Regions from separate parts of the Homo sapiens genome. Here all the other regions are linked to region 4. A link is a contact called in ENCODE Hi-C or POLR2A ChIA-PET data. All regions are on one chromosome and are shown on one strand. The core of a region is the stretch at or near the end of the contact, and the rest is flanking DNA. Distances in the headings are between cores, read along the strand shown.

Evidence for each region. A loop is a pair of places that touch in the nucleus more often than their neighbours do. ChIA-PET counts read pairs that join two places held with the same protein, here RNA polymerase II (POLR2A). Pooled maps may share reads with other maps.
Region 1: a loop to region 4 is called in a pooled map, with 3 times the contacts of the local background. The contact joins two enhancer-like sites. A Hi-C loop is called at or near these places in 1 of 50 pooled maps. POLR2A ChIA-PET finds 5 or more read pairs at or near these places in 2 of 52 experiments (OCI-LY7 and activated T-cell).
Region 2: a loop to region 4 is called in a pooled map, with 4 times the contacts of the local background. The contact joins two enhancer-like sites. A Hi-C loop is called at or near these places in 3 of 37 single-sample maps with no recorded cell type and 7 of 50 pooled maps.
Region 3: a pooled map shows a loop between it and region 4 (4-fold over the local background). The contact joins two enhancer-like sites. A Hi-C loop is called at or near these places in 5 of 37 single-sample maps with no recorded cell type and 5 of 50 pooled maps. POLR2A ChIA-PET finds 5 or more read pairs at or near these places in 1 of 52 experiments (naive thymus-derived CD8-positive, alpha-beta T cell).

The regions. Positions count from the first base shown.
Region 1 is chr4:152,849,149-152,851,848 of GRCh38, forward strand. The region is part of intron 2 of ARFIP1 (ARF interacting protein 1); the gene reads left to right. Among named protein-coding and RNA genes, the nearest start is that of ARFIP1, 71 kb to the left of the region's middle. RefSeq lists enhancers at 1,269-1,563, 1,450-2,108. Within about 2 kb of position 1,348, at least 11 of the 41 ENCODE cell types and tissues checked have a DNase peak (open chromatin) inside an H3K27ac peak, as active enhancers do.
Region 2 is chr4:152,695,784-152,698,483 of GRCh38, forward strand. No RefSeq gene overlaps it. Among named protein-coding and RNA genes, the nearest start is that of TMEM154, 17 kb to the left of the region's middle. RefSeq lists enhancers at 1,151-1,380, 1,411-1,460. Within about 2 kb of position 1,273, at least 6 of the 41 ENCODE cell types and tissues checked have a DNase peak (open chromatin) inside an H3K27ac peak, as active enhancers do.
Region 3 is chr4:152,662,514-152,665,213 of GRCh38, forward strand. All of the region lies in intron 1 of TMEM154 (transmembrane protein 154), which reads right to left. Among named protein-coding and RNA genes, the nearest start is that of TMEM154, 16 kb to the right of the region's middle. RefSeq lists enhancers at 1,081-1,150, 1,241-1,320. Within about 2 kb of position 1,323, at least 4 of the 41 ENCODE cell types and tissues checked have a DNase peak (open chromatin) inside an H3K27ac peak, as active enhancers do.
Region 4 is chr4:151,886,427-151,889,126 of GRCh38, forward strand. The region is part of intron 2 of LOC127898557 (a long non-coding RNA gene); the gene reads left to right. It overlaps LOC102724700 (a long non-coding RNA gene), which reads right to left. Exons shown (of 5, transcript NR_188364.1): 4 at 2,065-2,152; 5 at 520-1,337. Among named protein-coding and RNA genes, the nearest start is that of LINC03074, 68 kb to the right of the region's middle. Within about 2 kb of position 1,270, at least 2 of the 41 ENCODE cell types and tissues checked have a DNase peak (open chromatin) inside an H3K27ac peak, as active enhancers do.

The sequences.
Region 1 (2,700 bases), core at 98-2,597, 960 kb after region 4:
TAAATTAATTCTGGATTGAGAGTCCTGTTGAAAATACAATTCATAATGAAAGGTTGAAGGCTTATCTGTCTTAATTATAATCTGAGAGTGTGCCCTTATTTATAAACAAAAGCTATTAGTAATATGTTTTTTTTTATTTCTTGGAGGAATTTTGTTGAAAATACAATTCATAATGAAAGGTTGAAGGCTTATCTGTCTTAAATTATAATCTGAGAGTGTGTCGTTATTTATAAACAAAAGCTATTAGGAATATGTCGTTTTTAAATTTTTTGAAGGAATTATTTTGAATGTAGATACATATAAATATTTCCACAGTGATAGTATGTGAATGAATTCAGTATTTCTTTGATGCAAGTTGGTACATGATTCAAGCTTTTGAACTACTTAGAATCTAGACTAAGTGGGTGAGGCCAAGAGGGTAGGCAGTGAACCACCAAAAGGTACTTGTAAGTTCTTGTTAAATATTGTTGAATGAATGGGAGAGAGGGAGAAAAGAAGATTGAAATTGTGTGTCTGTGGCAGGCAGGTGTGTGTGTGTATGGTGGTAAATGGAAAAAAATCAATAAAAATGTTAGATTTACTCTCTTGATTAGATGGAATAAGATACAGGAGGATATTGTGATCATAAAGTGAGTTATTAAACTTATTTAAAGTGAGAATCTAGAAGTGTTGCTTCCGAAGTGATGACAAGGTCTAAGAGTGGCAATTTGAGTTTAGGTTGCCTGAGTGGAATATGGGGTATGAAAGATGAAAGGCATTAGAAATGAAGATGTTAATGAAATCTGAGACTAAGGTGTAGATTGGGTTATACTAAGTCTAAAATGTCTTTTATCTGCCCTGACACTTTTTTGGCATGTTGTCCAACTACAGATTCCCAAACCTGATCCAGATTACCAATTTTACGCATTTCTGCAAGTATACGGAGGGAAAATAAAATCACATACCTTTACATATCATTATTACTATCCCCTGTCATTCTGCATCAGCATAGGTAGGCAGGCTCATGGAACAGATTTTAAGTGTTTTACAATTTATATTTTAAAATATAGCAACTTACTACCTACCATAACATTAGTGGACTGTATTTTTAATGATCGGTGAAAACTTTCAGCCTAGACAGCGAATATATCAGCTTGGAAGGAATTGCTAACTGAACATCTATAATCATTTCCTGAAAATGTGCCCACCAACATGCAAAAGGTTAGAAACACCCAGTTTAATGGTGAGAGTTAGGGATAAAGCAGAAGCCCTAGATGTGCCAAAGTCTTCAATAAATATTTGAAATTGACTGGAAAGAAGGTAGATGACAATGTTGAGGTGGGGACGAGGGCAGTGAGGAAGGTGACACACAGGAAACGGGGGGGTTGGGTAGGGGCAGAGTTGCACAAGAATGGAAAGCAGTTCTCTACAACAGTTCCTCAAAATAGACTAAGGATCGCCTGCATCAGAATCACCTGATTTCCTTGTTTTGAAATTCGGATTTCTGGGCTTCACATTCCAACTCAGTGAGAATCACCACACAGCTAAGAGCAATCTGCATTTTTAACAGGATCCTCAGGTGATTCCTACTGAAATTAAGGTTTGAGAACTGGTTGTTTAGAAGTACCAATAGAGAGTTTAGAAAATGCTGACCCTGCCTTCTAACAATAGAATATTGATAAGTAGAATGTTGGAAGATAATCAGTTTTATAAAACTCAAGATAATTGTGGAGAAGCAGAGAGGCCACTTAAGGGGGGTTAATAGTGTTACAGAACTGGGGATGTGGAGGCTGTTGTAATAATAGCTTTGCTTCTGGCAGATACTTTTTATAGACAGCTAACTGTTAAACTAACAAAGGAGATTTTAAATTAACAGAATTCATCAAACATTTAACATAAGTGTTTTAGTTTGTTTCTTTAAAAAATTTATTATGTAGATGCTTTGGAAGGTTTTGTCCCTTTTGAAGCATGAGATGTTACTGAGAAAATTTCTTGCCAAATGAAGTAATAGACACTCTGCTAGATGTCAAGAATACAAGTGGTGAACAAGATAGATAAGCTTCCTGATCTTAGCATATGGTCTTCGGAATGGGAAGAGAGGATATAGACAAATTAATTTTAATACCATGTGAAAAATGTTGTGCTAGGCCAAGTATAGCATGGTCTGAGTACTGGTGGGAGCATGGAAAGATTACCTGAGTGATTACTATATAAGCTGAGGTCTGAAGGATGACCTAGCCAGATAAAGGGTGAAAAATATTCTCATCAGAAGCAACTGTAACAACCCGAAGGAAGTGTGAGACCATAGAACTGGAAATTCATGTTGTTGGAATGGAGAATGTGAGGGCAGGTGTGTGAGAAATGAGGCTAGAGAGATAAGTAGATAGTAGATCCTGCAAAACCTTGAAAACCATATTGAAGAGTTTAGTCTTTACCTAAAAGGCAATGGAGAGCCACTAAATGCTATAAAAATGGGAGTGTCTCAGTTGGGTTCACATTTTAGAAAACTGTCTCTGTCTAGTTTGAAGAATTGATTGCGGGACTGACAGTACTAGAGACATGGGAAACAAGTTCAGTCATCAAGGGCAAAAGAGGAGTGAGACTTAGGACATTCTCAAGGATATATATTTTAAAACAAATTTACTGAACATTTTGTGTTCTTCATGTGTTGGTTTTACACTACAGTTCAAAAGTATTACCATGCTAAATTTTAAGTTCTAA
Region 2 (2,700 bases), core at 23-2,522, 810 kb after region 4:
CCACTGATTTAGAGTGAAACATTCATAAACTCAGATCTCTGGATAAGAAAATATAACATATTTAAAATAGAAGAGAGAAATACAGGTAACAAAAGTTCCCAAATAATGTCAGTGGGAAGAAAGCCTGGACTTTGCTTACTCTCTCTTCACGCTCTCAAGAGGTGTGTCCACAAAGCACTCTCAATAGCTCCCGTAGCAACATTGATTCTTCCACTGGACCTTCATCTTTTCATGGTGGCCCAAAGGCTTTGCTCTCCCTCTCTCCCTGGTAGGGAGCTTGGTTCCATTGCTTCTTCATATTTGCCTTCTGACTCCCGCTAAGCCTCACCTGAACCAGCAGACACAAATATTGTTCCTGAGGTGTCTTCCTACCTCAAGGCTCAATTGAGCTGAACTTCCCTAGAAATGACAAAGCAAGATACAAGAGAGATGGGCCCTAACAGACCAGTGAGCAGCCATGGCGGTTTAACAGACAAAAAGAGGATGGAGGGGGCTGGGAGAGAGGGCGACCACCTGTCCTGGTTTGCCTAGTTCCAAGGGCTAAAACTGAGACAGTCCTGAACAGTCCTATGACCAAGCACAGCTTTGTGTCTTGCAGGAGACGACACTTTCATGTGGGTCTATGAGACCTCATTGAACACAAGCATTTTATATTTTATTTGTTTTGTGAGCATGCTAAGAGTTAATTTTCCAATTTTCTTTTTTCTTTTTTTTAATTAAACAATAGATGTGTCAACCATCGAAAAACTTAAATATTCAGAGAAGCAAGAAAAAAACAAATGAAATCACTTGTAATCTCACTTTCCAAGGAAAATTACTTTTAAGATACTGGTGTTTCTCCTTCCAATCTTTTTATGAGCATTTATTCTAAATATCTGTGCAAATATAAATATATTAAATTTACTTTCTATTTAGGAAATCAAAGAAGTTGGGAGAATAGAAAAGATCATTAGACACAAACAAAAGATGGTACACAAAGGGAAATGAAAATAAAACATGAATGACAAGAGAAGTTAGGGTAAAACTGATCCACACCAGTGCTTCTCCAGGAGCCATAGCCTTGATCTGAGGCATCAGGGCAGTGCTTTGTCCGTGGAGTGTGCTAGAACCATGAGGTCATCCTCTCTGATGGTGGTCACCCTCTCTGATGGTTCTATTACTTTTAATTGCAAAAACAGCAATTGCTTTTGCACCAGCCTAATAAGTATATGCTGGGCTCCAGAACTGAAGAGGACTGAACGTCATAGGAGGCTGTGGCTAAAGAAACTGGAAATGGTTCAGAGAAGAGAAACCAAGATGACTAATAAAGGGGAGCACAATGAAGCCTTTGAGCAGAGGTGAAAGAAAGCACAACTGTGCGGCCGGAAAGAAAGGAGGGCTGAGACAACGTAATACCATTCATGTAGATGAGGGGTGTGCACCTCTAAGGGGTGACTTGCTGTTCTCTATTTTCACTGAGGACTGAAAAAGGAGAACAAATAATAAACATTACTCTGTATGTCTAAGGGTTTTTTACTTTGCCAGAATTTTTTTTTTTCCCAGTGACTGATATCATCCTTACATTTTGAGATACTGACTGTCCTTGCACAGGGATTTAGGTTTGCATAGGAGAAACTACCACGGTGGCTGTTAAAGCATCCAGTGAGATTTTCCAAGGAGGGCACAGACTCTTCTTTCAATGATCAAAATAGAACCATTCTTCATCACATAGGGATGCTTTCTACATTGCCCTGCCTAAGAACCAAGAATAGTAAGTATACATTCCATTTCTAGAATACATTAATTGAATGTCTTTCTCCTTTCTAAACTCATTGGGCCTGTGAAACAATCATTTGAGGTCACGAGGAAGATATTATCTTCCCATTGTCCAGGTGAGAAAATGAAGGTTTAGAGGAAGGAAGTGACCTGCCCAAGGCCCCACAGTGAATGGTAAGCTAGAGTATATTCCAGATCTAGGGATTCTGGGTTTCCAGGACTCTTGCCACACTAGTCAATCTCTGAGATCAGAATCACCTGCAGGGCTTGTTGAAACACGGATTGCTGGATCCAGCCCCAGAGTTTCTGATTCTGTAGGTCTTGGGTGGGGCCTGAGAATTTGCATTTCCAACAAGCTCCAGGTAATGCTGCTGCTGTCTGGGAACCACACTCTGAGAATGACTGTGTTATACCACACCTGCCAGCCAACTAGAGCTGTGAAAGGAAAACACTTCAGTAAGACCTCAAACCCAGAGAATTTTCATTCAGACCTCAGACTCAGAGAAGTTTTATTTAACTTGAAAAATCATCTGCATGAAACTCACTAATTTCTGACCACCTTCCAAGCAACTGGCCCCTGTGTTATCAGAACACATTAGCACACAAGTCCACTCACAGTGCAGAGTCCAAGCCTCGCTTCCACACACTTTCCCAGAGCAATACAACCCAAAGAGGTAGAAGTGGAGCAGGGGAACTAAGAAATATTGAGCACTTATTCTATGACAGGCAGTGTTCAGAGTCTTGTATAACTCCTTATTTTATGTTTACAGTCACTCTGATAGAGAAACAATTATTCCCATTTTACAGAGGAAGAAATTGAGGCTCAAAAGGGTTACACAACTTTCCTAGGAAAACAACTAGAATATTCAGCTTCCAAACTATATATTTTTTTGACATCACAGATTCAACTATTTTAGATCCATTCCCTAACTTGTATTCTATCCA
Region 3 (2,700 bases), core at 73-2,572, 780 kb after region 4:
GAAGAAAATCAGAAGTGTACACCAACAAGGTGGAAACCAGAGGAGGTGCCAAAGGCCACAAAAGTATGGATGCGGAGGGCAGCTCAAGGGATTTCCCCCAAAACATGACAGGTGTCCCTCCCATGGCCTATGGGTTAACAGCCACTCTTAATGCAGTGGACATGGGGCCCCCTAAAACCACTGTGTTTAAAGAAACACTGACTAAGGCCCATAATCGTCCATGGAGATTTCCTGCGGGCGGCATCCTGGGCTTCTTGGGTGAAAGTGACCTTTTACAACTTTGGGAGTCCAGCCACTGTGGAGGAAGGCAGAACTCTCTTTCAGGAAATAAGTCTGGAGGTGAACCCTCCAGAACACACAGGGGTACTTCCCTGTGCTGCGCTCCAGGACTCCAAGGACATAACCATAGCATCGTGGAAGGAAGACAGGATTTGAATTCAGAAGAGCTAGGCTTGAGACTGGCTGCTGCCCTCTGCACCCTTGGGGCCTGGGAAGAATTCCCTCCCTCTCTAATTCTCCATTTCCTAAAAGCCAAAAAAGTAGGCCTTCTGCTCTGTCTAGCCCATAGTGTTCATATGAAAGTAAATGAAATAAGAACTGTTAAAATGCTTTAGGAGCCATAAAGCACCATACACGGGCCAGGTATTTGTGTCTTTGTTATTTTCTTCATCCATCACCTGTTCTCTTTCCCCCATCTCTGTACTTGCCTGTTTCTCTGCTGTTCCCCAGAAGGTTAATCTGCCTGGTATAACTTCCTCATTTTACTGCTACTTTACTTCCTTATCTAAATTTGGGCATATTTCAGGGTAAAAGAGGTGGGGCTAGAGGTAAAACTAGCAAAGCTACAGAAGACAGAAATAGGACACAGGGTTAGAGGGCAAAGAGAGAGGCATTAACAAGCAAAAGAATAGAAAAGAAGAAATAAGGAACACAACAGGTTAGAAGCAGAAAGGTGTGTGAAGGTCAGTCTTGCGTGGCTTCATGCCCTGCATGGGACCAAACTCCCAGATCACTGGGTGTGAGGGCCGAGGCTGGTAGCCTCATAAGCTGCAGATTTGGCAGAAGCCCCTGCTGTTAGGTGGCCAAGTCACAGTCATCTCAAGTGACCGCAACACAAACTCTCCCAGGAAGTCTCTCTCCGTTTCACCAGTTCTCTTTCTCTCTGGTCAGATAATGTAGCATTTTAAAGAGATAATGGAAGTGGTCAGTCATGTGAATGATGAAACTAAGCTGCAATACTTCACTTTATTGTTTATCCAAAAATCTTAAGATCACTTGATAATAAACTGCACAGTGTACAGAGTCACTTACAAATACTTATTGACAATATTCACGCAGACACATCTGGGATTCATCTTTCACACATCTGGTGAGGATGTATGGGGAAATCCTTGTAAATGGGAAGAAATGTTTGAGGTAACGCCTGGCAGCCCCAACAGCTGGGCAGCACAGTGTCCCCATTATCCCTGCTCAGGGCATTATCACTAAATGGAAATGACTCTGCTTCTCCAGGAAGCAAACTAGCTAACTTCTCTTTTTCTGAAAGTGAAACAAATGTGCAACCAACACATACGTGCACTGTTTACAATAGCAAAGACATGGAACCAACCCAAATGCCCATCAATGATAGACTGGATAAAGAAAATGTGGTACATATACACCGTGGAATACTATGCAACCATAAAAAAGAATGAGATCAGGCCCTTTGCAAGGACATGGATGAAACTGGAAGCCATCATTCGCAGCAAACTAACACAGGAACAGAAAACCAAACACCACATGTTCTCACTCATAAGTGGGAGTTGAACAATGACAATACATGGACACAGGGAGGGGAACAACACACACTGGGGCCTGTCGTGGCGGGGGGGTACAAGGGGAGGGAGAGCATTAGGACAAATACCTAATACATGCAGGGCTTAAAACCTATATGATGGGTTGATAGGTGTAGCAAACCGCCATGGCACACATATACCTATGTAACAAACCTGCACACTGGAATTTAAAGTAAAATTTTTTTAAAGCTTAATTAATAAACACAAAAATATGTTATAAAACTGCAACCAAGCTCTAGCTTTTAAAGTTAGAAGAAGAAAGTATTATAAACTTACTGAAAGACTGTCACATTAGTAATACAATGTGAAATAAAACAATGACAAGAGAATGCTACTAAACTCAGGATGTCATGAAGTATGTTGGACCACAGTCAGATGCCCCATTCTTTCATTTGTCAATTATGTGAACTCCATGTGCAAATTATTTAAACAATTTTATAGTTAAGATGGTAAAATGAAAGAAAACATGTCAGATGTCAAGCCCTCAAACTCTTCCCTGCGTTGTGGAGTAACTGACATGTTTGAATTTCAGGATGATCAAGAAATCACACCCAAAAGCCTGACTCCTTTTCATTCTCCTGTATATAATGAAGAGCCTGATTAGCATTAGAAGAAGGAGAGAAAAACAAACCAGGAAGTCTTCCAGTGGTTCTCAGCCTAGTCTGCCCATAGAATCACTGAGGCATCTTTCAATAACCTGATGCCCACACCATACCCCAAACTCAGTTACATCAAAATACCTGAGGGTGCAGCTTCTAGGGAGAACGAAGCAGGAGGATCACTTGAGTCCAGTCCAAGGCTGAATGAGCTATGATCACACCAGTGCACTCTAGCCTGGGTAATCGAGCAAGACCCTGTTCTAAAT
Region 4 (2,700 bases), core at 20-2,519:
TTGCTGCTTTTTTTAGACAAATCTCCCCGTTTTGTAAAACAAGGGAGTATTTTTTGTTTTACAAAACTGAGAGATTTAGGTAAGCCGTGAGTTAGTGGAAACATCCGGAACCATATAAGGGAGCTTTAGCTTTTGTGTGAAGGAAAGAAAACAGTTTGTGACTTTAGCTGAAACAAATAATAATTAATATATTACTGTATATAATTGATTACTATAGTATATTTTATATTGATATAAAATATATTAGCATATTTATATATTAATATATTATTATATCCATATATTAATTTAATACAAGTAATATATTAATATATATCATATGTTATTATAATATAAAATTGTATATTATAATAACATATACTAATATAATACGTTACATATCTTAGTAATATGTGACTGTATATAATTTTATGTTAATTTATTTTTCAAACTTCTTGTGACCAGATTTTCTGTACCTAAGAGAAATTTTCTGTAACTAAGAGAACTTTAGCTGCAGAAATATAACACTAGTGAGAAATCTAACAAGTTTGTTTATTTAAGGCAAGGGTTGGCAAACTATAGCCCGTGGGCCCAATCCAGCCAGCTGCCTACTTTTTACAGCCAGTAAGCTAAGAATGGTTTTGACATTTTTGAGTGGTTATGTTTTAAATGGTTGTATAAATATCTACATAATGTCCTTGCTATTGCCTCTTGGCCTCCAAGTCTGAAGATGGGAAAACATTGCTCTGGGTTGGGTGTTTCTATTGTGCTAATGCCTCATTTGGTACCCAAAGCCCTGAAGCAACAAGACTTAGTTGTGTCTCGTTCCAGCTGCCAGATGCAGAGAAGGCCTAGCATGCATAGCTCAGTATGTCACCGGCCCATGAATGTGTCTCTTAAATACAGAAAAGACGACACGTCAGCCTGTTGCAATGGGGTTCTGTGGCTTGAAAAAGACCTCTGTATTGTATATGAATCTTAGTAATTGGAACTTGGACTCATCACGTCTTTTTTAGCAATGACATTGTAACAGCATGCACCCATCCATCATCGTGTCATCCTTATGAAAATGGTCTCCACTGGTCAGCTTGTCATAGTTAATTAGTCTTCCAATGTATGGATAGTCAGAAGCAAAGCGACTTTGAGGTTTTTTTTGACAATTTTAAAAGTGAACTCCAGAGATACCTGATCTTTCCTGCCTTTTAATTAGAGCCTTTTCATTTGAGGAGGAGAGTGTCCTTGTGGTTAGGAGTACAACCAGCCTAGTTCTGCTTCCCATTTTCAGTTCTGTAGGCGACTCATAGCAACCACAGGCAAGTCGGTGACTGAGTCCTCCAATATGTGCAGTACAGGAAGTTCTAGAATAAAATGCAGTTAGCTGATTGCTACTCAAATGTAGATATTGTTGATATCTTAGTGAGAAAAGGGTAGTGTATTAGATACCGCTATGAAATCTCTAAACTTAGTAGTTTAAAAAAGATGAACAACCATTTGTTTAGCTCAAGATTCTGTAAGTCATCAATTTAGTCTGGGCACAGCTTGCTCTGTCAGGCACCCACAGTCAGTGGTGTTGGTGTGTTGGGTGGATGGGTGGTTGTGTTCATCTTGGCTGGGCTCTCTCATGTCTCAGGCTTTGGCTGGGACAATGAGCTATGCCTCTCTGCTCCGAATAGCTTCTTTTCCCACAGCAGGCTAGCCCAGGCAGACATAGGGGTCTCGAAAGAGAGTGAATGTGTGTAAGAAATCTTAAAGCCTAGGCTTGGAATGGGCAAAATATGACTCCATCATATTTTAATGGTCAAAGCAGGTCACAAGGCGAGCCTGGACCCAAAGTGAAGGGAAACAGACTCTACCTCTTGATGAAAGGGGCTTCAGGGTCATGTTTCAAGGGCATGGTTGCAGGAAGAAGAAGGGTTGTGGTTATTTTGCCATCTACCTCTGGGAGCTAAAACATGAAGGAACACATGCAAGGTGTGAACCGGCCCTGCTGCCAGACAAGGTGAGGGGAAGAGGCCATGACCGTGAAGTCTAGATGCTAAGCTGTGAGAGAGGGACTGATCAGGGGAATTCAGTGACCTCACGTACAGCAGGGATATAGATGATACCGCTGTTTTTCCCCGGGTCTCATTTCTGGCAGAAGAGAGTGAGGGAGCCTCCAGGAGAGAAGTCAGACCTGCAAAGGATGAGTAGGTGTGTGAGTAGCACCATGGGGGGTTTTGGTTAATTTAGTGAAGAAAGAGGGTATTTTTCCATATGCATTGGGAAACCAAGAGTGAACACAGGCTCTGAGTTCAACAGGCTAGTGGAGAGGAAAGAAAACTGCACGCAGGAAGGAAATCCCCTGAACCAAGAGGCTGAGGTTTGATGTTGTGAGCTCAGCCTTCCAAGGCAGACACACATGACTTCTAGTTGTGGTGTGACACCTTATTAACTGTGTGACTTTGGGCAAATCACTTTACCTCTCTAAGGCTCAATCTCCATATCTGTAAGATAAGGATAATAATATATGCCTCAGAGTACTGTAGGGGTGACTAAAGGAGATAATCCATTGTAATATGTCTAAATCGATACCTGGCAGGATAACGGCTGTCCATGAGTGTCCATTGTTACTAACCTTCTTACTTTTGTTGCTATTGATTTTTCATGCATGGCCCACAATTCTAGTTTGCAGTACTGGCCACACTGATGAGCTCTCCTAGTATTTTAGATGAACAGTTTCAT